3 separate regions of the Mus musculus genome follow, and regions 2 and 3 are each linked to region 1. The links are chromatin loops, found by intact Hi-C in ENCODE. Cell type or tissue: left cerebral cortex. All regions are shown on one strand.

Evidence for each region. Peaks named below come from ENCODE experiments on the same cell type or tissue, not always from the same donor. Only the 100,000 strongest peaks of a DNase experiment are listed, where the experiment ranks them.
Region 2: it touches region 1 in a loop (2.5-fold over the local background); 8 of 42 quality-filtered maps call a loop at or near these places.
Region 3: a loop joins it to region 1, with 2.4 times the contacts of the local background. A loop is called at or near these places in 4 of 42 quality-filtered maps.

Annotation. Positions count from the first base shown.
Region 1 is chr19:6,136,896-6,144,895 of GRCm38, reverse strand. Arl2 (ADP-ribosylation factor-like 2) reads left to right here and starts at 3,759. Exons shown (of 5, transcript NM_019722.3): 1 at 3,759-3,859; 2 at 7,056-7,166; 3 at 7,256-7,418. The coding sequence starts at 3,795. It overlaps LOC115489019 (a long non-coding RNA gene), which reads right to left. Exons shown (of 3, transcript XR_003952891.1): 3 at 2,982-5,266. In left cerebral cortex, CTCF peaks have their summits at 3,315 (motif pointing right) and 3,627 (motif pointing right); DNase peaks (open chromatin) are centred at 3,353, 3,717, 3,944 and 5,848; H3K4me3 peaks cover 2,334 bases; H3K27ac peaks cover 2,455 bases.
Region 2 is chr19:6,328,527-6,336,526 of GRCm38, reverse strand. It overlaps Men1 (multiple endocrine neoplasia 1), which reads right to left and starts at 1,514. Exons shown (of 10, transcript NM_001168489.1): 1 at 1,445-1,514; 2 at 622-1,082. The coding sequence starts at 1,066. In left cerebral cortex, CTCF peaks have their summits at 1,751 and 4,683 (motif pointing right); DNase peaks (open chromatin) are centred at 1,054, 1,595 and 4,687; H3K4me3 peaks cover 1,849 bases; H3K27ac peaks cover 1,608 bases.
Region 3 is chr19:6,214,356-6,222,355 of GRCm38, reverse strand. Majin (membrane anchored junction protein) reads right to left here. Exons shown (of 11, transcript NM_001165919.2): 8 at 7,147-7,210; 9 at 611-683. Among named protein-coding and RNA genes, the nearest start is that of Gpha2, 8.0 kb to the left of the region's middle. In left cerebral cortex, no CTCF peak of the experiment used is centred here; no DNase peak of the experiment used is centred here.

The DNA.
Region 1 (8,000 bases):
TAGACTTAGGTGCTGGTGGCTGAGCAGAGGCTTTAGTCTATGAACTCCAGCACTGTGCAAACCTGTCCTCCGAGTTCTCCCATCCAAGGACTAAGCAGACCTGACCCTGCTTAGCTTCCAAGTCCAGAAGAGATCAGACGTTCAAGGTGGTATGTAATGCTGTAGACAGCATTACAGTGCTAAGAAGAATGAAATAGAAAATGTATCTAAAGTCACCTTTGAAATGTTTAGATATAAAAAACGGGTACAAATATTTCAATGGACTTCTAATGCTTAACGATTAGCAATTTTCACTTAAGAAAGGGTCCCTGGGTCCTAGTAGTTTTCATTTCTGTTCCAGAAAAAAAAGTTGGTTATGTTCACTACTGCCTTCGAAGGTGACGGGAGAGGAGCGGCTCTTTGGAAGGGGACACTTGCTTTACTCATTTATAGTTTTGGGAGGAGTCTCTGTCTCCCTGCTAGCCCTACAGTCCCGGATCAAGCCACCTTCTAGCCTTAGCAGGCACCAGCCATGGGATCCAGCGAAAGCCAAGCTCAGTTGTTTCCTTCCTTGGGTCAACCGAACCCTCTGCACAGGGCCTTAGGAACTCAGCCGTATGTCACAGCCTACTTAAGGAGTCCTCCTCTGGAAGAAGGCAGCTCTCACAACTGTGGAGATTTGGTTAAATTGATTTGTTTTGTGTTTTGAAATTCTTATAGCCAACTGGAATGTGGTAAAGGATGCCTCCAATCCCAGCACCGTGGAGGAGGATTCAGGACCCAGGCTCAAGGTCCATCCTCAGCCACTCAGAGAGTGAAGACCTGCTGACTTAGGGTTTCCTTTGCTGTGATGAGACACCATGATCAAGACAACTCATATAAAGGACAACTGACTTACAAGTTCTGAGGTTCTGTCCATTATCATCATGGCGAGAAGCATGGCAGCATCCAGGCAGGCATGGTACTGGAGGAGCTGAGAGTTCTACATCTTGTTCCAAAGGTGACAAAGAGAGGACTGACTTTCAGGCATCTAGGAGGAGGAGCTCAAAGTCCACCCCGACAATGACACTCTTCCTCTAACAAGGTCACATTTCCTAATAGTGTCAGTGCCTGAGCTAAGCATATTCAAACCACCACAGCTACACCAGACTATTACATTTAGCTAGGCAGTGGTGGCACACACCTTAAGTCCCAGCACTCAAAAGAACACATTTAAAAAAAAAATCAACACATTTTTTTATTTTAAAGATGTATCATTTTTATTTATGTGAGTACACTGTAGCTGTCTTCAGACACACCAGAAGAGAGCACCAGGGGGGCTGGAGAGATGGCTCAGCAGGTAAGAGCACTGACTGCTCTTCTAAAGGTCATGAGTTCAAATCCCAGCAACCACATGGTGGCTCACAACCATCAGTGTACTTAGATATAATAAATAAATCTTTAAAAAAAATAAAAAGAAGAGGGCATTGAATCCCATTACAGATGGTTGTGAGCCACCATGTGGTTGCTGTGAATTGAACTCAGGACCTCTGGAAGAGCAGTCAGTGCTCTTAGCCATTGAGCCATCTCTCTAGGCCCCTATTTATTTATTTCTGTAGCCAGACTTTGGCTACTTTGTGGGTTTTTTCTTCCACCCTTCTTTTTCCACCTTTTCAATCCCCTAACACTAGGTAAAAGATAAAATGGGATAGGAAGGAAGGAAGGAGAGAGAAAGAAATCCCAAATTAAAATCAGAGGTAGGAAAGAAGGCAATGTTATAGATTATTTCCTGCTGATTAGGTATGTTGAGTTCCTTGGGGGCAAGTTTGATCTTTGACATCACAATATCTAATTTATTGTTGTTATTGTTGTTGTCTCTTTGTGTACGACTATAGCAACCTGCCAATAACAACTAACAACCCACTTTTGGGCAGTTTATACACCTCTGAAAAGTATCCAGAATTCCAAGCATCACATACATGCAGAAACTATTTACAGCTGGCAAAACCACGCCCTGCTAGAGCCTGAGACAAATCACAATCACCTGCTGTGAAGCAGCCCCATTCCCCACACCTGGGAGTAAAACAAAACCATATTCCCATAAGACTTCTATGTTTTTTTAAAAAAAACAAAAAGTCTCAGTACAATTTTCCTTGTGGAGGAACCCACACACGCACACATGCACCCATGCATGCACAAACACGCATATGTGCACACATTCAAGAACACATATATGGTTACAATTAAATAGAACCCTAGCTCTGCCCGGTAGTGGTGGCGCATGCCTTTAATCCCAGCACTTGGGACGCAGAGGCAGGCGGGTTTCTGAGTTCGAGGCCAGCCTGGTCTACAGAGTGAGTTCCAGGACAGCCAGAAAGAAAGAGAGAAAAACCTACACAGAGAAAACCCCTGTCTCGGAAAAAGCAAAAACAAACAAAAAACAAAAAAAGAGAAACTAACTCTTTGGGCCAGTGAGAAATCTCACCAATTAAAAAAAAAAAAAAAAAAAAAAAAAAAAAAAAAAAAAAACTTGCTGAGAAAGTCTGATGCTAAATTCCCTGCCTGGAACCCACATAAAAGTGCGACAATCGGGGCTGGAGAGATGGCTCAGCGGTTAAGAGCACTGACTGCTCTTAACCTGAGTTCAAATCTCAGCAACCACACCGGTGGCTCACAACAACCTATAATGAGATCTGATGCCCTCTTCTAAGGGGTCTGAAGACAGCTACAGTGTACTTACATATAAATTAATCTTAAAAAAAAAGTGTGAGAATCAGCTCCACAAAGTTGTCCTCTGATCTCCAGTGGTATGTGCAGACACGCGCGCGCGCACACACACACACACACACACACACATACAGAGTTTACACACAACAATGATGATTGTTTTGAGACAGGGTCTCAGATGTGTAGCCCTTTCTGTCCTCAATATATATACAGACCAGGCTGCCCTCAAACTCACAGAGATCCACTTGTCTATGCCACCCAGGCATTGGAATTAAAGATATGTGCCAACACAACCAGCAAAGAAAAAAAAATTTTTTTTAAAGAACTCTTGTCAAAGTCATTTACTGAAGATAATCTGATTGTACAGCTAGTACATGCCAGCAGCCATGAGGCTAAGCACCAGGTGGGCTTCAGGTTTTTTATCGTTGTTTTTTGAGACAGGCTCTGCCCTGCCAGTTTTATCCTAACAGTTGGGATAGAGCGTCTCAACCTGATAGGGTCCTAGATAGCACTCAATCCTTTGTGCGGGTCTGGTCCCTGCATTGCGGGGAGCTTGGAACTCTAAACAACCCAAGGAGGCCATACTGTCCGCACATTTAGAAATGGCCCCTAGGGGGAGTCATCATCCTCAAGTGAACGCACAGAGCCATTTCCGACAGAGTCCCGGACCAGGACCAACGGTTTTCCGTCACTGGTAAATGAATGGAAGTCACAAGATGCACTGGTGGGAACCGTATTACAGTCCCCGGATGATTCGTCAGCTCTTTGTGGAACCAGATTCCGACTCCTAGCTCAGAATCTCTTCGCGGCTACTCCCTACCCAGACGAGATACTGCTCGAGAAAGTCAGCCTCTGTCTGGCATCCGACCGAGGCCTCGGAGTCGGAAGGCTTAGGGACTTCTCCCTTGTCCCCACCAACCCTCTGCCTTCCCGACAAGGGTTAACGCAGCAGGCTTCAAAGTCGCCGCAGCGCCTCTAGGGGGCGACGCCCTGCACTCCTGTGGTCACGTGACAACGAGGGCGGCCACAAGCGCCAGGCTGGCCAATAGGAGACGGGAGCGGGGTCCCGGGACTAGAAGAAACGGCGGCCGGGAGGGGGCTACGGGATCATGGGGCTTCTGACCATTCTGAAGAAGATGAAGCAGAAAGAGCGAGAGCTGCGGCTGCTCATGCTGTATCCTCCGAGCGCTAGAGCGGTCGCGAGGGTAGCGGGGCCCGCCGGGTGGGCGGAGCCGGGCGTGGGGGGGCGCGGCCGCCGTGGGTACCTATTGCCGGTGGTGCGTCACGCACGCGGCGCTACCACTGCTCGGCGCGGGGCCGGGGAGGGCCGTACCACTCTGCGGGGTGGGGGTTGGCGTGCAGAAGGCAGCCCGGTGGTCTCAAGGCCCGGCCTAGACTTGGGACTCCAGTATCACTGCGAGGCGCGACGCAGTGGTGGTGACTCGGACGTCACGCTGCCTCGGGCTGGCCCGAGCGTGGGCCCTGCTCCTCCCTGGCGCTGACCCCCTCCCCTTCATCTACGGGTGTAGGCCTTGGCGCTTCCCTTAGGGTCGGAATCCCAGGGTCTCGAGGACCGCCTAGGCTCCTGCGAGTAGGCGTGGACTCGGTTGGCCACAGGTCCCGCTGTCACTTAAGGCCACCAGCGACCTTTCACCGCATTAACTGGCACCTGCATCACCCGTCTTGCACTGTGCCGGGCCACCTAGGCATCTGCGATCCACAAAGTAGCAGAGGGAGAAAAGGAAATTTAATGTGCACGTAGAACTTTACCACTCGTGCGTGTTTTAGACAATTCTGAGAAAGACACTCATTAGATGACCTCCAAGCACCTATGTTAGGGAATTCGGTAAAACAGGGAAGCGAAAAAGGCTTCATTTCAGATATTCTGTGATGAAAGGGGAGAAAAAATTGATAAAGCAAGTAAGATATGTAGTGTAGGATGAGAAGAATAGAGTCCACAAGGAGGTAGAGAGAGCTGGGAAAACGTAAGCAGAGGACCTGCAAGTGCGAAGGCCCTGGAGGAGGATAAGACAGGCATGTTCAAGAAAGGTTGAGAAGGAAAGAGCTGGAGAGAGGGAGAGCCCATGGGCTGGGGCCATTTAGGCAGCTGGACTATGAAGGGAGCACAGGATGGTGGCTTAGACCATGGTGGTAGTAGGAGAGTATTATGACTTGCTGCTGAATGGGAGAAGACAATGAGGGAGATGTAGCCAAGCATGAACTGGTCTCTGGCCAGAGTGTTCAGAAGGACAAGGAGCCACTTGCTGAGATGAGAGACGCATGTCCCTGGGAAGACACCAACCCTGACTGTTGGGCAGGTAGGTAGCAGCCATCAGCCTAGAAACGATCATGGGATGGCCCAGCTGGGGAGTGCTGAGACCCAGGTGTAGACGCTTGTGTGAAGTCAGATGAGGGTAACAGGATGGGGTCTGGGAGAGGGCCAAGGAAAGAGCAGCAGCGCCCGGAGCAGAGCAGAAGCTGGGCCACCCGGCCAGTGGAGAGCAGTAAGGGGGTCTTCGGAGACCTACCTGGCAAAGTGAGGCTTCAGGAAGCATCAGGAGCCAGTCTGCTAACAGTAGACCTGTAGAAAGCAAGAGGCTAAGTAAAACTGGTGCAGTGGTGAAGAACCAGGGAACAGGGGTTCAGTGCCCAGTACCCACTTGGTGCTTCACAGCCTTGTGTAACTTCAGTCCTGAGGTCCTCGTGTAGGCAAAAACTCAAAATATTCTAAGCAAACAAAAAATGAGCATGGTATCGAACACCTCGAATGCCAGCGTTCAGAAGGTAAAGGCAGGTGAATCTACGGGCTTGAGTCCAACCCGGTCTACAGAGCAAGTTCCAGGCCGGCCAAGGCTACATAGACCTTGTCTCAAAAAAAAAAAAAACCAAAATGCAGGAAAAGTCCAACATGGTGTTACATGCCTGTAGTTCTGGCACTCAAGAGGCAGAGGCTGGAGAACTTTGACAAGTTTGAGGCCAGTTTGCGTTACATAGAGTTCCAGACAAAAAAAACAAAACAAAAGAAAACAAACAAACAAACAAAAACAATACAAGCCAAAAGATGGAAGTTGGTACAATGGAGTATAACACCTGTTCCCAGGATGCACCCCAGAGGAAGCTGTGGCCGACTCAGCAGATGGTGGGGGAGTGGGTGGAGACAGGTTCTGCTGCAGTAGTGCGCAGCACTCGAGGCGTGAGGCGAGAGTTTGGTGATGAGAGGAGAAGGGATGGAAGAGTGGATGTTGTTGGATTGACAAGACAATCTGCTGGCTTTCCAAGGTGAGAGTTGGGCTGCAGAAGGTGGAAGGTATTCACCCGTGCCTCTCAAAGGTGGGAGTCACAGAGCCAGAGTCAAGTGAGTAGGAAGAGGTCCTAAATGTAGAGCCTGTCCCTTCTCCCCTCCGCTCAGGCTTTGGCTGCCCCACAGTCTCACCTGCGGTTGAGCTCACCTATTGGCTTGTTCTCTGCAACGGAGGCTGTGGATCATTCCAGAGACAGATGAAGGTGGTTGCCACCTCTAGATACTTGCCCTTTACTTGGTCCTTCAGAAGGCTGGGCCCATCTGTTTTGGGCCTCAAGACCCCACAGAGCCTTGTCTGGTATCTTAAGTTGAAAGCCATTCCTTCCAGGAATGTCCTTCACTGGTTCCAAGTACCCAACCTTCTCTTCTGCTTTATTTAGTCTTTAATTTTTTTTTTTTAAAGATTTATTTATTTATTATATGTAAGTACACTGTAGCTGTCTTCAGACACTCCAGAAGAGGGCGTCAGATCTCCTTACGGATGGTTGTGAGCCACCATGTGGTTGCTGGGATTTGAACTCCGGACCTTCGGAAGAGCAGTCGGGTGCTCTTACCCACTGAGCCATCTCACCAGCCCTAGTCTTTAATTTTTTAACACTTATTTATGGATGTGAGAACTTTGTCTGTACACTGGGGTGAGTGGCTGGTGCCCACAGAGGTCAGCATTTGGTTGTGAACCACCAGGTGGATGCTGGGAACTGAACCCAGGTCTTCTATAAGAGCAACATGTGCTCTTTACTGCTGAGCCATCTCTCCAGCCCCATTACTTAGACTTTTGCTAGTGTTTAAGCTTCATAAGGGTGATGAGTTTGTCCCCCAACATCAGAGGGGGCCTGGCACTTAATAGGCACTCAATATTTGATGCGTAAATTAAGTTATTTTGAGTTGGTCAACATGATAGAATTCCATTTTCATACTTCTACATTTATCTCAAGCCAGTTATGGGTCAGGCACGTGCTCAACTTGCTTCTACATACAGTAGGAAAGTACTAGTCCCTAGGAGGGTGGTAGTGTGATGACATGTCCTCCAACAGAACTCAGAGACCTCTCCTTAGCCTTTGTGCCCCAGTGGCTTGGACAACGCTGGCAAAACAACCATCCTCAAGAAGTTCAATGGAGAAGACGTGGACACCATCTCCCCGACACTGGGCTTCAACATCAAGACCCTGGAGCACCGCGGGTGAGTAGGGTCACCGAGGGCCATTGTGGGGCTGGGAGGAGGCTGGGAGGGCAGGAGCAGCCTGACCTTCATCGCCCCTTCCTTCCCAGATTCAAGCTGAACATCTGGGATGTAGGTGGCCAGAAGTCTCTGCGCTCCTACTGGAGGAACTACTTTGAGAGCACGGATGGCCTCATCTGGGTGGTGGACAGCGCCGACCGCCAGCGCATGCAGGACTGTCAGCGAGAGCTGCAGAGCCTACTGGTGGAGGAGGTGTGCCCCAGGCTTCCACCTGCAGCTAGGCCAGACACCCGCCACAAGTGCCAGGATTTACTGGGGCACTTGGGGAGGGAGTGGGTCCGTTCTCTCACTGGGCCCCAGGCTGAGACTTGGATGCACATCTCTGCCTTTACTGATTCGCCACTGAGTCTCGGTCTCATTGTTGCAGGGCTGCCGCAAGGCTAGGGCCAAGCTCAGGGAGGCAGTGAAGCTTGCACAGGAACCGAACCTTGTTGTGTGGGTTCAGGAAGACACATGACCGCTCTGAGCCTTAACTTCCACATTCCTAAAGTAATAATTAGGCTAATCTTGCCATTTCTTGTCTGGACCAAAAGACTTGTCTTGTTGACAACAGTTTTACTCTGTATCTCAGGCTGGCCTCAACTGGCTGACACTGTCCCTGAACTCCTGATCCACCTGCCTCTACTTGCCAAATGATGTGTGTGCCACACATCATTCCAGGTGTATACCACCGCACTCCTTCATTATTGGCTTCTTATTTATCTGGGCAGGGCTTCTGTTTGTTGTTTTGTTTGTTGTTTTGGGTTTGTTTGGCAGCAGGGTGAGGGTGGGTGT
Region 2 (8,000 bases), 190 kb before region 1:
TCCCTTTTCTACACCAAGTACTTCTGTTAACATAATGACTTAACCCAGTGTCTATTGTACAGCTATCAGACTGTGTCAAGGAGAGCAAGCCCATGACCCCACGAACCCCCACCCCTCCCTTCTTCATGTTCTGATTTATCTCTGCACTTTTTTCCTCAAAGCTCACAAGAGGCCTCAGATGCTTGCTCAGTACATTGCACGGAGAGCTGAAGCACTTTGTCCTTAGTCAAGCCCGTGCTTCCTTTCAAAATATTTTCAAAGGTATAATCTTAATTGTCTCAAATGTACCCACCCATTTGTCCTACCTCCCCAGTCTGCTACCACCTTCTTTCCCCATATGTTGGGCTGCCAGATCCCTCTGGCTATTCAATGGCAGGGCTGGGACTGTTGAAAGACTGGGGAGTAAAAGCTGGCACCAAATGACCAGGTTCCAGTCTCAGCCCTGTCATTCTGACATTCCCCTCTTCAGAATTCTCTTTCCACAACTGCGAAGGAGAAATAATACCTGCCCCACCACACAAGGTTTACAAGTCTCAAAAGGGCTATAAGCCATATTGTTCAGACATGAGAAGAGGTAAGACAACACTCATTTGCTCTCCTGACCACCTGTCTGACTCCAACCTGTGATGAAGCTGAAGAGGGACTGGATGTGGGCCCGGTCCTTGAAGTAGGAGCGGCTGAGGCTGTTCCATATGACATCCGAGACCTTTTTTACCAGTTCGCGACTAGAAACACCTCCCTCTCGAGGATAGAGGGAGAGGTCCACAGCGCCGCGGATCTGAGCGGTGAATCGGGCATAGAGGGCAGCAATGATGGATAGGTCGGCCACCGGGAAGTAGGTGAGGCCACCAGGAGGGTCGGGTGCGGGGCTGGGCTGGAAGGTGAGCTCCGGCACGTTGGTGGGGATGACACGGTTGACAGCCAGGAAATGCTCCACGAAGCCCAGGACCAAGGACAGGAGCACCAGGTCAGGCTCCTCTCGGCCCAGCTCTGCAGCAAACAGGCGCACCACGTCGTCGATAGAGCGCAGAGGGAACAGCGTCTTCTGGGCGGCCTTCAGCCCCATGGCGGCGGGCGGTGGCCTGCGGGCGAGCCGAGGGAGGGAGGGTCGGGCTCGGCGAGAGAGCCCCCTCCCAGGCTCGGCTAAGGCTCTACCCTCCGCCACAATTCTGCTTCGCCAGCCGCTTCGTCCTGTGCTCACGGGCGGCGGCTCGGTTTCTGAGACCCTTCAACCAAGGCTATATAGGGCCTTCTAGTTCCTTACAATTCCGGGACCCCCAGCCCCGATGAGGCTGCTCCCAAAGACCTATTGGGGACCCTCAAAGGCCGCCCCTCCAGTCCCTACAATCTCTACCCGGCCCTCTGGAGCCTGTCCAGAAGGCAAACCCAAACCAGCCTCCCACAAGTCCCAAGGAGAGTCCCGGCTTCGGTCCCCCGCGCCCACCTCCGCGCTTACATCCCACACAAGGCACCGCGGCGCCCGCCGCCTGAAGCCTGCTGGGAAATGAAGTCCCGCGCCTCCTATGGCCGCACTGCCTGCTGGGAAATGGGGAGTCCTTGCTCACCCGGCCCTCTCTAAATCTGAAAATGACAGCCAAACCCGCAATGGCTTATGGAAGAAGTAGTCCTGCTGCTCCAGGGCGGGTAAGCTGAGCTCCTCAACGATTGGTCATCTAGGATCACGCCAGAAGAAGTTCCTCCGTGACTTCTGGGAGATTGTAGTCCTAGGATTAAACTCAGGCGCAGTAGCGCCCCTGCAGTGTGTATTATGGCCAGTTTAAGATGTGAGGGAAACTGTTGCTCTAAAACACTACAAGGAGGCTGGAGACCTGGTTCAGCTGTTCAGAGCACTTGTTGCTTTTGCAAAGGACCTGGGATCAAGTTTAGGTCCCCACACCCACATTGTGGCTCACCATCTGTAACTCCACTTCCAGAGGACCCATGCTTTTCTCTGACCTCCACCAAGCTTGACTTGGTGCACACACATAAAAAGGCAGACGAAACATCCACACCTAAAAAGAATGCAAGGCTGAACACAGTACGGCGGAGGCAGAAGGATTTTGGTGAGCTCAAGGCAAGACTGGTCTATGATCCAATACCAGTCCTTGAAATTAGAGGCAAGGAACTCAGGGTGGACTTCAGAGATGACTCAGAGTTAAGAGCCCTGGCGGCTCTGGCTCAGGACCCTGCGTTCCCAGTATGTACATGTTTGCTCACAACTGGGTCTTTAGCCCCACTTTAGGAGGTCCAATGTTCTCTGCTGTCCTCTGCAGGCTCCAAGCAGGCACCTTATGCACACACATAGGTAAAATAAAATTAAGGAAAGAAAAGAAAAAAAAAATCAGGAAGTTCAAGGTCAGTTTTACCTTAGACAGGATCTTGCTTTTTAGTTCAGACTGGCCACAGACTCACAATATTCCTGCCTCAGCCTCCACCATGCTGGGATTATAGATGTTCACCACCAGTCCACATGGCACCACCCCTCCCACAAGGCTTCATGACCTCATCTTAATTCACGAAGTCTGTAATGACCCTGTTTCCAAAACGAAGTCTTTTTGTCTGAGACCAAGACCTCAATAGATGAAGCTGAGGAGATGATGTAGCAGCTGAGAGCCTTTTGTTGTACCAGTAGGAGGACCTGAGTTCAAATACCCAGAATTCACTTATACGTTTGGAATCCTAGCATTATAGGGCATGGATGGGGAATGGGGTCAGTGTGGGGGTTAAAGGGAGGAGGGTCTTGGGACTTCCTGCCTAACGACCTAGCTGCAGGTTCAGAGAGAGAGCCTGTGTAAAGGGAAGAAGACAGAGAGAGTCATAAAGAAGGATATGTGATCTTTCTGTTTTCCACATCTGAGCAGCTCCTTACACAGGTGTAAAGACACCACACACATATACAAGCAGAACCTCTTCCTTTCTTTCTTTCTTCCTTTCTTCCTTCCTTTCTTTCTTTCTTTCTTTCTTTCTTTCTTTCTTTCTTTTTTGGTTGTTTGTTTGTCTGTTTTGTTTTTTGTTTTTAGAGACAGGGTTTTTCTGTGTAGCCATGGATGTCTTGGAATTCACTCTGTAGACCAGGCTGGCCTCAAACTCAGAGAGATCTGATTGTCTCTGCCTGAGTGCTGGGGTTAAAGGTGTGAGCCATCACCATCCAGCTACATCTACCCATGCATTTTAAAGTTTCTTTGATTTTTAAGTTTCTTTGTTCTGTAAAGCTAAGAAATTGCTGTCATATTGGAACATGGAGTTTGGATTAACCTAAATTTGTATTCCTGGACCATGGTTACTCAAATTTGGCTTTAGAATAAACTATATATTATTCTTTTGAAGAGGGGCTGGTCATGGTGATGCATACCTTTAATCCTAGTACTCTGCAAACAAGTTCCAGGCCAGCCACGGCTACATAGTGAGATCCTGTCTCAGAAAACAAACACAAAAATTGGGGCTGGAGAAAGGGCTCAGCTGTTAAGAGCACTGACTGCTCTTCCAGAGGTTCCGGTGGTGGCTCACAACTGTCTGTAAATCAGATATCACAGAATCCAATGTCCTCTTTTAGCTTCCATGATACATGTGGAACACAGGCATACATGCAGGCAAAACACCCGTACACATAAACTTCAATAAAAAAAATTACTAAAAAAAAAAAATTGCTAGGCATGGTGGCACATGCCTTGGGAGGCAGAGGCAGGCAGATTTCTGAGTTTGAGGCCAGCCTGGTCTACAGAATGAGTTCCAGGACAGCCAGGGCTATACAGAGAAACCCTATCTTGAAAAACCAAAAAACAAAAAAACAAAACAAAAAACCCAAAACAAGACAAAACAAAAACAGACTTAAAAATTAAAATACTAATTATTTTTTATTTATGTATAATTTTTTATTCCTTAAAGATTTATTTGTTTTATGTAAATACACTGTTGCTGTCACACCAGAGAGGGGCATCAGATTAAGATGGTCGTGAGCCACCAGTGGTTGCTGGGAATTGAACTCAGAACCTCTGGAAGAGCAGCCAGTGCTCTTAACCTGTGAGCCATCTTTCCAGCCCCCTAATTTATTATAAAAGAGCTTGAATGTATGAATCCAGGGAGGTCTCTAGTCTATCCTAACATGGTACGTAGGTAATCAAGGCTCACAGTGCTTACAACCTATTTCCAAATGATGTACCAGCCCACCATTTCACTTCTGTCCCAGACTTAAAGCTGAATACTTGTATAAAGACAATGAGTTTCTTTAGCTCACAACGGCAGTTCTGGCGTGGGTCCCTTTGAATTTGTCACCTTATGACAGTGTGATAGGAGAGCTGACAATGAAGCAACAAGCAAGGGGCACAGAAGCCAGGGCTATCTCTCAAGCCTCTTCGTTTGCCTTTGAGACAAGGGTTCATCAGTCCTGTAGGAGGAGTCCTATGACCTGGCCTCAGACTTGCTGTGCAGCGGAGGATGACCTTGACCTCCTGATCCTCCAGTCTCCAACTACAGAGCGGCAACCACAGAATGCGCCACGACAGCCAGCCCTAGAATAGCTCCACAGTACTGCAGAAGATCATTTAGCGGGCCTGTTTGTCAGATTCAGCAAACCAGTCACATCTGAGTCCTGGAAAGAACATGGGATGGGCACCGAAACTGACTTTCCCAAAATACGTTGGTCTTTTGTGGTCAGAATCTGTATGCTCTTCTACAGCTGTTACACTAGGTGGCGCTCTGAACTCAGGTTTGCATTGATTCTGCTCTGAACTTCAAGCCTTTTAAAATCGGTGTTTTGTGGGCAGGGTGTTGGAAACTTTGGGCAATTGTAGCTGCTCTTGAGTGGCCCATATTCTTGAAAGTTACTTCATGCAGCTTTTATCCGTCGTATCGCCTAGGTGGTCAGCCAGGATGGCGCTGAATATCACCTCTCAGACACCGGCTGTCAGAAGTGAATGAGCACAAACTTTTCACTTTCTTTCTTTTTCTTTTCCCTGAGACAGGGTTTCCTCTGTGTAGTCCTGGAAGTCACTCTATAGACCTGGACTCAGAAATCCACCTGCCTCTGCCTCCCTAGTACTGAGATTAAAGTTGTGCACCACTGCCCAACCGACTTCCCACTTTCTAAAGGAAGTCCTGTCGGTTAGAAGCAGCTGTCGATGCTATGCTTGGCGTGCAGCAGCTGAAGGTTGTAAGTTTGAATCAGTCGTGGGAATGACTAACAGGTTTTCTATGAAGCAAGATGTCTTAAGCCATGGCACAGTGTGCCTGTTGTTAAGGGTTATTGCTGTTATAGACCAAGGGAAACTGGAGAGAGGAACTACAATGCAGATGCCAATCTAAGTGTTCCCAAACTGATACTGTTAAAAAGGAGGCCCAGAGAGAAGGGTATTTCTGGACCAACAGATACTATGCCTTGGTGGTTAGACCTCAAAAGAGCTGGCAGAATCCACAAGGTTTTCAACTCCTCTGAAGATGGCATCCCCAAAATGTTGTCAGGAGCAGGTAGGAAGCCCCCATGACTTGGTTCCACATTGTTCTGCAGAGACGGTGCACGAAGACAAGGAGCATGGCACAGAGCAGCCTCGGTCTCTGGCCAGGCCTGGAGGCTGAGCTCATGGAGAGGACTCCTAAGACTTAGTCCAGTTAAAACAAAGCCTTTAGCCGGGCATGGTGGCACACGCCTTTAATTCTGCACTTGGGAGGCAGAGGCAGGCAGATTTCTGAGTTCGAGGCCAGCCTGCTCTACAGAGTGAGTTCCAGGACAGCCAGGGCTACACAGAGAAACTCTGTCTCAAAAACAAAACAAAACCAAAAACAAAACAAACAAAAAACAAAAACAACTAAGCCTTCAAGGGTAGCAAAGAAAGCCAGGCAGGAGTGGGGTGCACACCTTTAATCCCAGGGCTTCAGAGACAGAGTCAGGAGAATCTCAGAGTCCCCAGCAAATCTGGTCTACAGAGTTCCAGGATGGCCAGGGCTACACAGAAAACCATGTCTCAAAACACCTCTCTGCAAAGAAGAGTAATAAATAAATGGTCAGCCTGGAAGAGAGAGAACGGGGCTATACTCCTTTATCTTCCCAAGCTGGACTCCTAGGAGCCTTTTATCTGTCTAGATCCTCCCTCCTTGGGGTGGACACCCTAACAACTCGGTCCTGTGAAATAATAATTCAGAGTCACACAGAATTATCCTAGTCTCTTGTGTGGGCGGCAGCAGCCCCCCCTCCCCCAGTGATGACGAAACATATTGCTAGGGGGTTCCATGTCATTGTCTCCTCCTCTTGCTCCTTTCTTCTTTTAAAATTTTAATTTATTCACTTTATATGCCAATCTCTGCTTCCCCTTCTCAGTTCTCCCCTTCACACAGTCTGCCTCTCCCCTCTTCTCCTTTGGGAGGTTAGAGCCCCCTATTCGGGTATCCTCCCCCCCCCCCCCCCCCGCCTCCGGCACATCAAGTCTCTGTAGAGCTAGGAGCATCCTCTCCACTGAGGCCAGACAAGGCAGCCCAGTTAGGGGAACATACTCCACAGACAGGCAACTGCTTTAAGTATAGCCACCACTGCCGCCGCCACCTTCTTCTCCATCTTCCTCCTCTTCCTTCTTCTAACACTTATTTATGAAAGGCATTCATGCCACAGAGGACACATGCCAAGGTCAGAGGACAACTTTTGAGACTCAGTTCTCAGGCTGGAGAGATGGTTCAGTGGTCCTTGCAGAGTACCCAATTTAGATTCCCAGAACCCACAAAGGGGCTCACATCAGTCTGTAATTCTGTTTCCAGGGGATCTGATGCTCCCTTTGGACCTGGGAGGGCACCATGCATGCATGTGGTGCACAGATTTTATATATATATATATAAAAATTTTTTAAATCTAAAATAAGAAAAAGTTCCAGAAGACCCAATGCCTGAACCACAAGCACAGTAAATGTACATGATGCTCGCACACACACACACACACACACACACACACAGGCACACACACACACACACACACACACAGAGGCACACACACACACATAGGCACACACACAGGTACACACACACAACACACACACACCACACACACACACACACACACACACACACACACAGGCACACACACACACACACACACACAGGCACACACACACACACACAGGCACACACACACACACACACACACACACACAGGCACACACACACACACACACACAGGCACACACAGAGGCACACACACACACAGGCACACACAGAGGCACACACACACACAGGCACACACACACACACACACAGGCAAAATATCCACATACATAAGATAAAAAGAACTTTTTTGGTTTTTCAAGACAGGGTTTCTCTGTGTAGCCCTGGCTGTCCTGGAACTCACTCTGTAGACCAGGCTGGCCTCGAACTCAGAAATCTGCCTGGCTCTGCCTCCCGAGTGCTGGGATTAAAGGCATGCGCCACCACTGCCCAGCTAAAAAGAACTTTTTTGTATGTAAAGACTGGAAAAATTGCTGAGCAGTGTAGTGCATGTCTTTAATCCTAGCACTCTGGAAACAGAGGTTGGTGGATCTCTGAGCTTGAGACCAAACAGATCTACAGAGCCTGTTCCAGGACATCCAGGCTACACAGAGAAACTCTATTTTGAAAAATAAGCAAAGAATTGGAAAATTTGACTTTTTTTAAAAAAGATTTATTTGTTTATTATATGTAAGTACACTGTAGCTGTCTTCAGACACTCCAGAAGAGGGCATCAGATTTTGTTACAGATGGTTGTGAGCCACCACATGGTTGCTGGGATTTGAAATCGGGACCTTCGGAAGAGTAGTCGGCACTCTTAACCACTGAGCCATCTTGCCAACCCCGAAAATTGACTTTTCAAAACCTGTAACTAATTGCTAGCTAAGACATTTCGCTGGGTAAAAGCACTTGTCAGACAAAAGCCTGAGGACCTAACTCTGATTCCTGGAACCCACTTAAGAGTCATGAGGAGCCGGGCGTGGTGGCACACACCTTTAATCCCAGCACTCAGGAGGCAGAGGCAGGCGGATTTCTGAGTT
Region 3 (8,000 bases), 77 kb before region 1:
CTGGATAACTGCATCCCACTCCGTGTCCTTACTCGGGGTAACAGATCAGAATGCTGGAAGGTTATTCCTCTACGGGCATCCCTAGACCAGGCAGAGCATCTGTCTATACCTTGAGTTTATTTATTTGTTTTCGAGACAAAATTTTATGCAGCCCAGGCCAGCCTCTAACTTGGTTTTTAGTAAACCACTGGAGTTCTAGGACTGCAGGTGTGTACCTTGGCTGTTTTGGGGAAGTGCTAGGGGTTGTCCCTGGACTTTGTGCAAGTAAATTCAGTATTTTACCAACTGAGCTCCAGCTCCAGCCTCTGCCCCTTCGATCTCAGTGCTGATGCCCCAGGTACAGGTAAAGAGAAAGTGCTTCCCAGAGATAGTTCCTCAGCTGCACAGAAGGGGCCATACCCCTTCCAGCTTTCCTTTGAAACCTTCCACTTTATTAGGAAATGTTTTGGAATTTCTGGGCTACTGAGTTCAATGTCAGAAGCAGGGGGTGGCTGGACATGGTGGCTCCTGCCTGTAATTTCAGAGTGCAGGAGGTTAAGGCAGGAGGAGGTTCAAGAAGCAAGAACTTGTCTCAAAGAACAAAAACAAGCAAGAATCTCCCCAAACTTACCCTGTTCCTTGACAGCAATGGCATTAGAAGCTGGGGTGTCCTGATATTCCTGCTGGGCTTCTTCGTCCGTGCTCTGTTAAAAAAAACAAAACACTCAGGAGGCAGAGGCAGGTGGATTTCTGAGTTGGAGGCCAGCCTGGTCTACAAAGTGAGCTCCAGGACAGCCAGGGCTACACAGAGAAACCCTGTCTTGAAAAACAAAACCAAACAAACAAAAACCAAACCAAAACAACAACAAAAAACAAAATAAAACAAACAGAAAAGACCAAGGATAAAATCAATTTCTTCTCTTCTCTTCTCTTCTCTTCTCTTCTCTTCTCTTCTCTTCTCTTCTCTTCTCTTCTCTTCTCTTCTCTCCTCCCTTTCTCTCTCTCTCTCTCTCTCTCTCTCTCTCTCTCTCTCTCTCTCTCTCTCAATAGGGTTTCTTTGTGTAGTCCTGGCTGTCCTGAAACTCTCTGTAGACTAGGACGGCCTCAAACTCACAGAGATCCACCTGTCTCTGCCTCCCCAGTGCTGGGATTAAAAGCATAGCGCCCCTCCCCCAAGTCTGCCTGTCTGTCTTTTTTTCTTTTTTGTTTTTAAGGATAAAATCTTAAGACTTCATCCTGTATGGCCTGTGATCAGGGTGCTACTGGCTTCTGATTGACCAAGCAAGTCCTATACTTCCTTCTATTCTTGGTCACTCCAGCTTCCTAACGTAGACCCTCTAAAACCATATGAAGCAGGAGCTCGGAACAAGCCCACCTGGGTTTTCCTCTATCCCTATTGCTAAGTGCCTTCTGGTGCTGAAACTAGACGACCCAGATGTCATTTTGGTACAGTCCATGCAGCACGACTGTACCACAAGCCAATGTGGTGAGGCTGCCCCCATGAGTCTGTAGTGCTATGGTTGCAAAGTAGGTGACAGTTGTTAAGGAAGAACTTCACAGGGACAGTGACATTTGGGTAGAGCCTTGACAGATGAATGAGATTTTGTCATAATTAGGGTGAGAAGCTGGTCAGGGAGAGCAGGGCTTCCTGGGCAGGGACCTGCTGAAAAGGGCACAGTACCATTACTGAGTAAATACAATGGCTAGAATGTATCAGAATGGCTAGAGCCAGGCAGTTGGTGCATGCCTTTAATCCCAGCACTTGGGAGGCAGAGGCAGAGGCAGGCAGATTTCTGAGTTTGAGGCCAGCCTGGTCTACAGAATGAGTTCCAGGACAACCAGGGCTACACAGAGAAACCCTGCCTCAAAAAACAAAACAAAACAAAACAAACAAACAAAAAGAATGGCTAGAGCCAGGCATGGTGGAAACATGATAGAGGAAAAGCATGTATGATACCATGCAATCTTCTATCTCTCCATGTGCCATTCTTTGTAGAAATTCCTTTGTACCTTGAAGAGGATAGCATACAACCTGGTTCCAGGTCCACATTTCCAGTAAATGCTCTGTTGGTCAGAAACAAGCGTACATTTTCTTTGGACTCTCTAACAGTTGGCCTGTCCTCACCCAGTACAGCCTGAGGGCCTGACTGCACAGCAGCATGGGTGCTCTTCAGTGTGCTTCTGGTGAAGAGTTTGTATAAGGGACTGGGGAGACAGAGTTGCACTAGGTCCCTAGGAAGTCAGCACTGGCCCTTATTCCAAGCATACATTTCAAGTTATAACGGTAGACCTTTCTGAGTATCTTCACAAACTCTTCCCATTGGTATCTATGGCATGCCCAGGGTCCTGTTCCTACAGATGAGAGAGAGCTACAGGAGGAAGAAAGCCTTTCTTACCCTCCTAGACAGCAAGGGCCTAGCTCTAATTTTTTGAAAGGGTAATTCTTTTTTGTTTTTGTTTTTTTGTTTGTTTGTTTGTTTTTTTGAGACAGGGTTTCTTTTTTTTTTTCCTTTTTTTGTTTTTGTTTTGTTTTGTTTTGTTTTGTTGTTTTTGAGACAGGGTTTCTCTGTATAGCCCCGGCTGTCCTGGAACTCACTTTGTAGACCAGGTTAGCCTGGAACTCAGAAATCCGCCTGCCTCTGCCTCCCGAGTGCGGGATTAAAGGCGTGCGCCACCACGCCCGGCTGAAAGGGTAATTCTTAGAGACTTAATGAAACTCTGATTCTGGACTTACATCTCGCTGCAGGGAACACTGAAGAGTCCAGCATTTATGAGGGCTGGGTATAAGTGGTCAGATGGCAAAGGCCATCCCAGAAACAAGGCAACTCCTCTCACAAAAAAGGGTAGCTTAGTGTACAGGCACAAACTACAGAGAGGAGAGACAGCTGAGGAAGACTGTGCTGCCACTGAGGAGGGCCATCAGGCTGTCACACCTTGAAAGCCACTGACAGTTCAGAATCAGACCTGCTTAAAAGTGGAGCAGAGGTGAGAATACACTGAGTAGTCTGGTCCACATCGGGTCATTTATCTGTTCTCTACTATCTTTGTGACCCTTTCGTAGTCTGGCTCTTTAGGTCTGGGATCCGAAAGAACAAAAAAGAAAAGGGTCTCCCTTCCTATTCTTCCCCAAACAGAGCTCAGGAGACAGGTACTGCATTCTTCTCACACGTTCCCTGCTAAAGCTTTTCAATGTGTTCAGACATGCACGGTCCTCCCTGGCTGTATGTGCTCCTATAACCCAAACTTTCTTCAAAGGGGTGGGAGGATGCCAAGCACGGAGCCATAGGAACAGATTCAATTCTTCCAGCTCAAGTGGCTTGCACTGAGAGTCACTGTGGTTACATTAATTTAGGAGAAATCCTTTGCAGGAACAGGGTCTGTGATGGAGGCTGTCTCTGGGCGTCGAGTGAAAATCAATAAACATGCTCCTTTGCTCAGCTTTCCTCAGCCCAGAGCTGAGATGAAAAGGTAATTGTGTTGAGTAAGAAGCTGCGGGTACTGTTCTTGCAGGAGATGATGTGTCAAACTAAGAATAGGAAGGTACGGAGGGTAGTGCGAGGGGAATGCTCCTTTGTAGCAATTATCTTGCTTGTAGAGCACTTTGTTCTCCAGAGCTTCATGTACCCCTCTTGTACTTTCTCAGTTCTCTTCTTGACTTCCAGAGGCTGAGAGTGTAGAGGAAACAGCTCCTGGCTCAAAAATACTCGGTGTGCTGTGGGGCTGACACAAAACTCCATCTTCTAACCCTGTTCTCAGAGGCAGAAGTCTATATTCCCAAGGGCACAGTCAAGTGCTTGATAAACTCCTGGAAATAAGCAGTCAGGTTTTACATGTGTGTTGGGTGTCCAGGCACACAACATGCCTTAACCATGTGACAAAAGATTAGAAGTGAGGTTGTTTTAGCACTTTACTCCAGAAGGTTTTAGGTCATTCCCGAGATCCTGGTGGACTTAAGGCCGATCACTGTCTAGTCCCTGCTAATCTGTCCAATAACAATTCCCAGCACTGAGTTCCTGATGCATTGGCCTCCAGGCATAAAAAGTGTTGAATTCTTCTCTCTTGGCCTGGGCTCTTCAAGGGCCTCAGCTTTCCCAGGGGACTTTCCCCTCATGACCTCTTTATGTTTTCTAGGTAGCCTGTGCTTCCTGGAGGCACACAGCTATCTGATTGCCTGGCCTGACATTCCTGGGGGCTTTAGAGGCTCGACAGCCTGAGTACTTGGCACATACTAAACACAAATGCATACGGTACTTCTTTGCTTCTTCACTGACTATGTTGTGGGTCCTGGGAAGTCCAAGGTGGGAGCTGTTAGTACCTGGAACTTAGGATCAGAACTACTTTGGAGACACAAAGAAAAAAATTTAAAAATATCTATAAGGCACATATAATAGTTACAAGATATTTAAAAGGGGGAGGAAATAATGTTTGCCACTTTCTTTTGGTGGGGGGAGATGGGGCTGAGACAGAGTTTCTCTATGTAGCTCTGCCCACTGAGTGCTGGGATTAAAGTCATGCACCACCATTGCCTGGCTAAAATGTGTCACTTTGAAGACAACTATCAGCACTTAAAATGGAGATGTGGCCAGTATGTGAACATTTAAATGAAGAAACAAACCATCAAATAAATCAAGTAAAGTCACATCGCTGTGACAGCCTGGCCCTGTTTTGGAGGCTTTGTTAGTTTTCTCTCTCTCTCTCTCTCTCTCTTTTTTTATAACTTAAAGAATTTATTTTACTTTGAATTACATGTGTGTGTGTGTGTGTGTGTGTGTGTGTGTGTGTGTGTGTGTGTGGAGTGTGTGTGCATGTGTGTGAGCAGTACCCACAGGAGACAGAGGTCTCTGTGGGCAGGGAAGCTCTCTGGAGCTGGTGTTACTGGCAGCTGTGAGCTGCCTGCCCTTAATGTTCAGAACTGCTGGAGAGCAGTAATGATCTTAACCACTGACCCATCTCTTCAACCTTTTAGCTACTTTTTAAATTTCAGGCAATAGGGGCAGAGTCTATGTAGCTCTGTCGGGCCTTGAACTGACAGTGATCTGCCTGCCTCTGCCTCCCAAGTGTTAGAATTAAGGGCACAGGCAATCATGCCCGGGATTAACTACATATTTATGTGGATGTCGGAATGTGAGGTGCATGAGGGTAAAGTGGAAATGTCTGGTTTCTTTGGAGACTCAGTTAGGTTATAATGATGCTCTGCTGAAGCAGACACCTGAAAGGACACCTGATATTTAGAAAGGGCGTAAATCTGACCCCACAGACAGCGGGAGCTCAAGCACTGCTCACTCTGCTTCGCCCCTAGTCTTCACTGACGACATGCATGCCTTGATTCGCCTGACACTGCATTGCTGAGCTTTGCCTGTGGTGACTTCATAGAGAGAAACTTATCAAAGAACTTCTCCTGAGGTTCCTGCAGCTTCTTGCCACTTCCATGGACTTGGGCCGATTGGCCAGTCTCGACGTTTCTTCTGGACTGAACTGCCCTTGCAGATTCATGTGTGGTGTCTGCTGAGTGGACTGGACTGAAGCTGCTGATTAGTGTTTGGTGTTTGCTAGTGGACTGGACTGAGAACAACAAAGATTGGAATCACCCTAAAGAACTATTTCTAAACAAGTGCACTTCCTTTCCCTATATCCTAATAACCTTTCTTTCCCACTACCTCTGGTGGGTGCTGGGCTAGAGGGAAGGTTGAACCCTTATTAAAGTAGGCTACAAAAAATTGCCTACATGAGGGTGTGCTTCTGTCATGGCATATGCATAGAAGTCTGAATCTCTCAGGTTGGTCAGATCTTTTTTTCCACATTGTGGGTGCTGGGGATGGAAGCCACGTCATCAGGCTTGGCAGTAGGTTCCTTTGACAAATGAGCCATCTCACTCGTGTGTGTGTATGTGTGTGTGTGTGTGTGTGTGTGTGTGTGTGTGTGTGTGTCTGTGTGTGTGTGTGCACGCAGGTGCTCACAGAGTCCAGAATAGGGTATTGGACCCTCTGGAGCTGGAGTTACAGGCAGTTGTGTGCTGCCCAACATGGATACTGGAAACTGAACTCAGGTCTTCTGCAAGAGCAGCGAATGCTCCTAACTGCTGAGCCATCTCTCAACCCTCTGTTTATTTTAGAGACAAGGTCTTACTGTGAGGCCCTGGCTGGCCTTGGGACTCTATAGAGCACAGGCTGACCATAAATCAGAAAGCTCAGATCCTGCCTCTGACTCCTAAATGCCGAGATAAAAGCATGTGCCACCATGGTGACCAGCTTCCTGAATTCTTCTACAAAGTAATTTAAAAATATACCTTTCAGCATTCTATCCGTGTAAATACTACACTGGATCACTTCCTTCCCCCCCCCCCCCCCCCGCTTTTTGGACCCACAACATAGAGTTACCTGCATGTGTATGTGTGTAGGGTTATTCACTAGGCCATGGCAGCTTACCAGTGGCTACACCCTGGCACAAAATGACTTCTCTTCCCCAAGCAGTTCATGATCTGCCAGCACCTTAGTTAGGGGTTGAGCTTGAGTGCCCTTCCCCTTCCATGAAGGGGTGATAACTGCCTAGATCTTGTCTGGGTTTAACTTGGCTCAGCTTGGCTGCTGTGAGGTTATGAATACACTGACCGTTGGGTCCTGAAGACATCACTTCACAGCCCCACCCCCACCCCCAGTCTCACTCCACAGCCCTGCTGACCTGAAACCTACAGTGTAGTTAGGCAGGCCTCACACTCTAGCCATCTTGCTGCCATGGCCAGAGTGCTAGAGTTACAGGTGTGCACCTCCACTCCCCACCTACGTCTAGTGTTGATACATGGCCCCCTCACCTGCTAAAACCAGACATGCCCAGATCAAACGCCAATGTAGATTAAGGCAAAAACTTTTCTACAGTGAAGATTCTACTTCGGATCTCACACCCATTCAATTCAGACCTATTTTTAAATTATAAAACACGAGCAGTTAAGTTGAAAAGACTGTCAACATGAAAAGATCCACGCGTGTGTTCATTATCCAACTACTTTGGGGACAGTGACAAGTGCAGAATAGTTGAATGTCATTCTGCAGAGAATGAAACCCAAGAATGAGTTCAGTGTGCAGCAAGGACCAAGCAGAGCGGGTAACAGGAGCCCAGCCTGTAACAGAGAAGGGGCCCTCAGAGCCTCAAAGCTCCCATCTTGATGCTTACCCTCTTGCTCTCCTTCAGAGGCTTCTTGTTGCTGGAAGCTTCACTAGAAGTCTCCATCTTGGCCCTGAAGGGGAGGAGGAAAGCCCAGAGAATGCCACTGCTGTGGCAGCATCACCACTTTCAAGCAAATGGAGCCCAAATGAGTATCTCAGCCAATTGGCTATTTGTATACGACTCCTGGCTGGCAGGGTAAATTGTGTGGCAAGGTTTTCTTTGGTTGCTTTAATTCACAATAGAATTTCAATTGGAGACATTTAAAGGTATGTTTGAGACACAGTAAATGTGATGGAAAGAGGTATCGGACTATGAAATGTTCAGTTGTACATCAAAACCCAGGGGAGATTATAGGGCCTCATCTCTGTAGGAAAATCAGTTAAATAAAATAAAACCAAGTTTTACACCTCAAATGTGATCACATTTCACATGGCTTGGCATGAACTCCCTACCTGTCACTGTATGTCCATCCAAAAAGCAGAGTCAGCCCCTTTGTATCCTACCTTCACTGACATGAAAGCGTCTTGTGCTGGGAAGCAAACCACACCTTGGATTATTCCAGGTGGCCTCCCAGGGACGGCAAGAATGACTAGATTGTCTTCGTGACTAATTTTCCTACTGACAGAGGATCAAAAAAAAACACAAGTCGCCTCTGCAGCAGCAACTTTGGCATGTTGAAATGTGCTCACATTCCCTCTAACAATTCATGCACACTACATTTGTTTTTAAGACAAGGTTTGTTTTTTTTTTTGTTTTGTTTTTTTTTGTTTTTTTTTTTTTTGTTTTTCGAGACAGGGTTTCTCTGTGTAGCCCTGGCTGTCCTGGAACTCACTTTGTAGACCAGGCTGGCCTCGAACTCA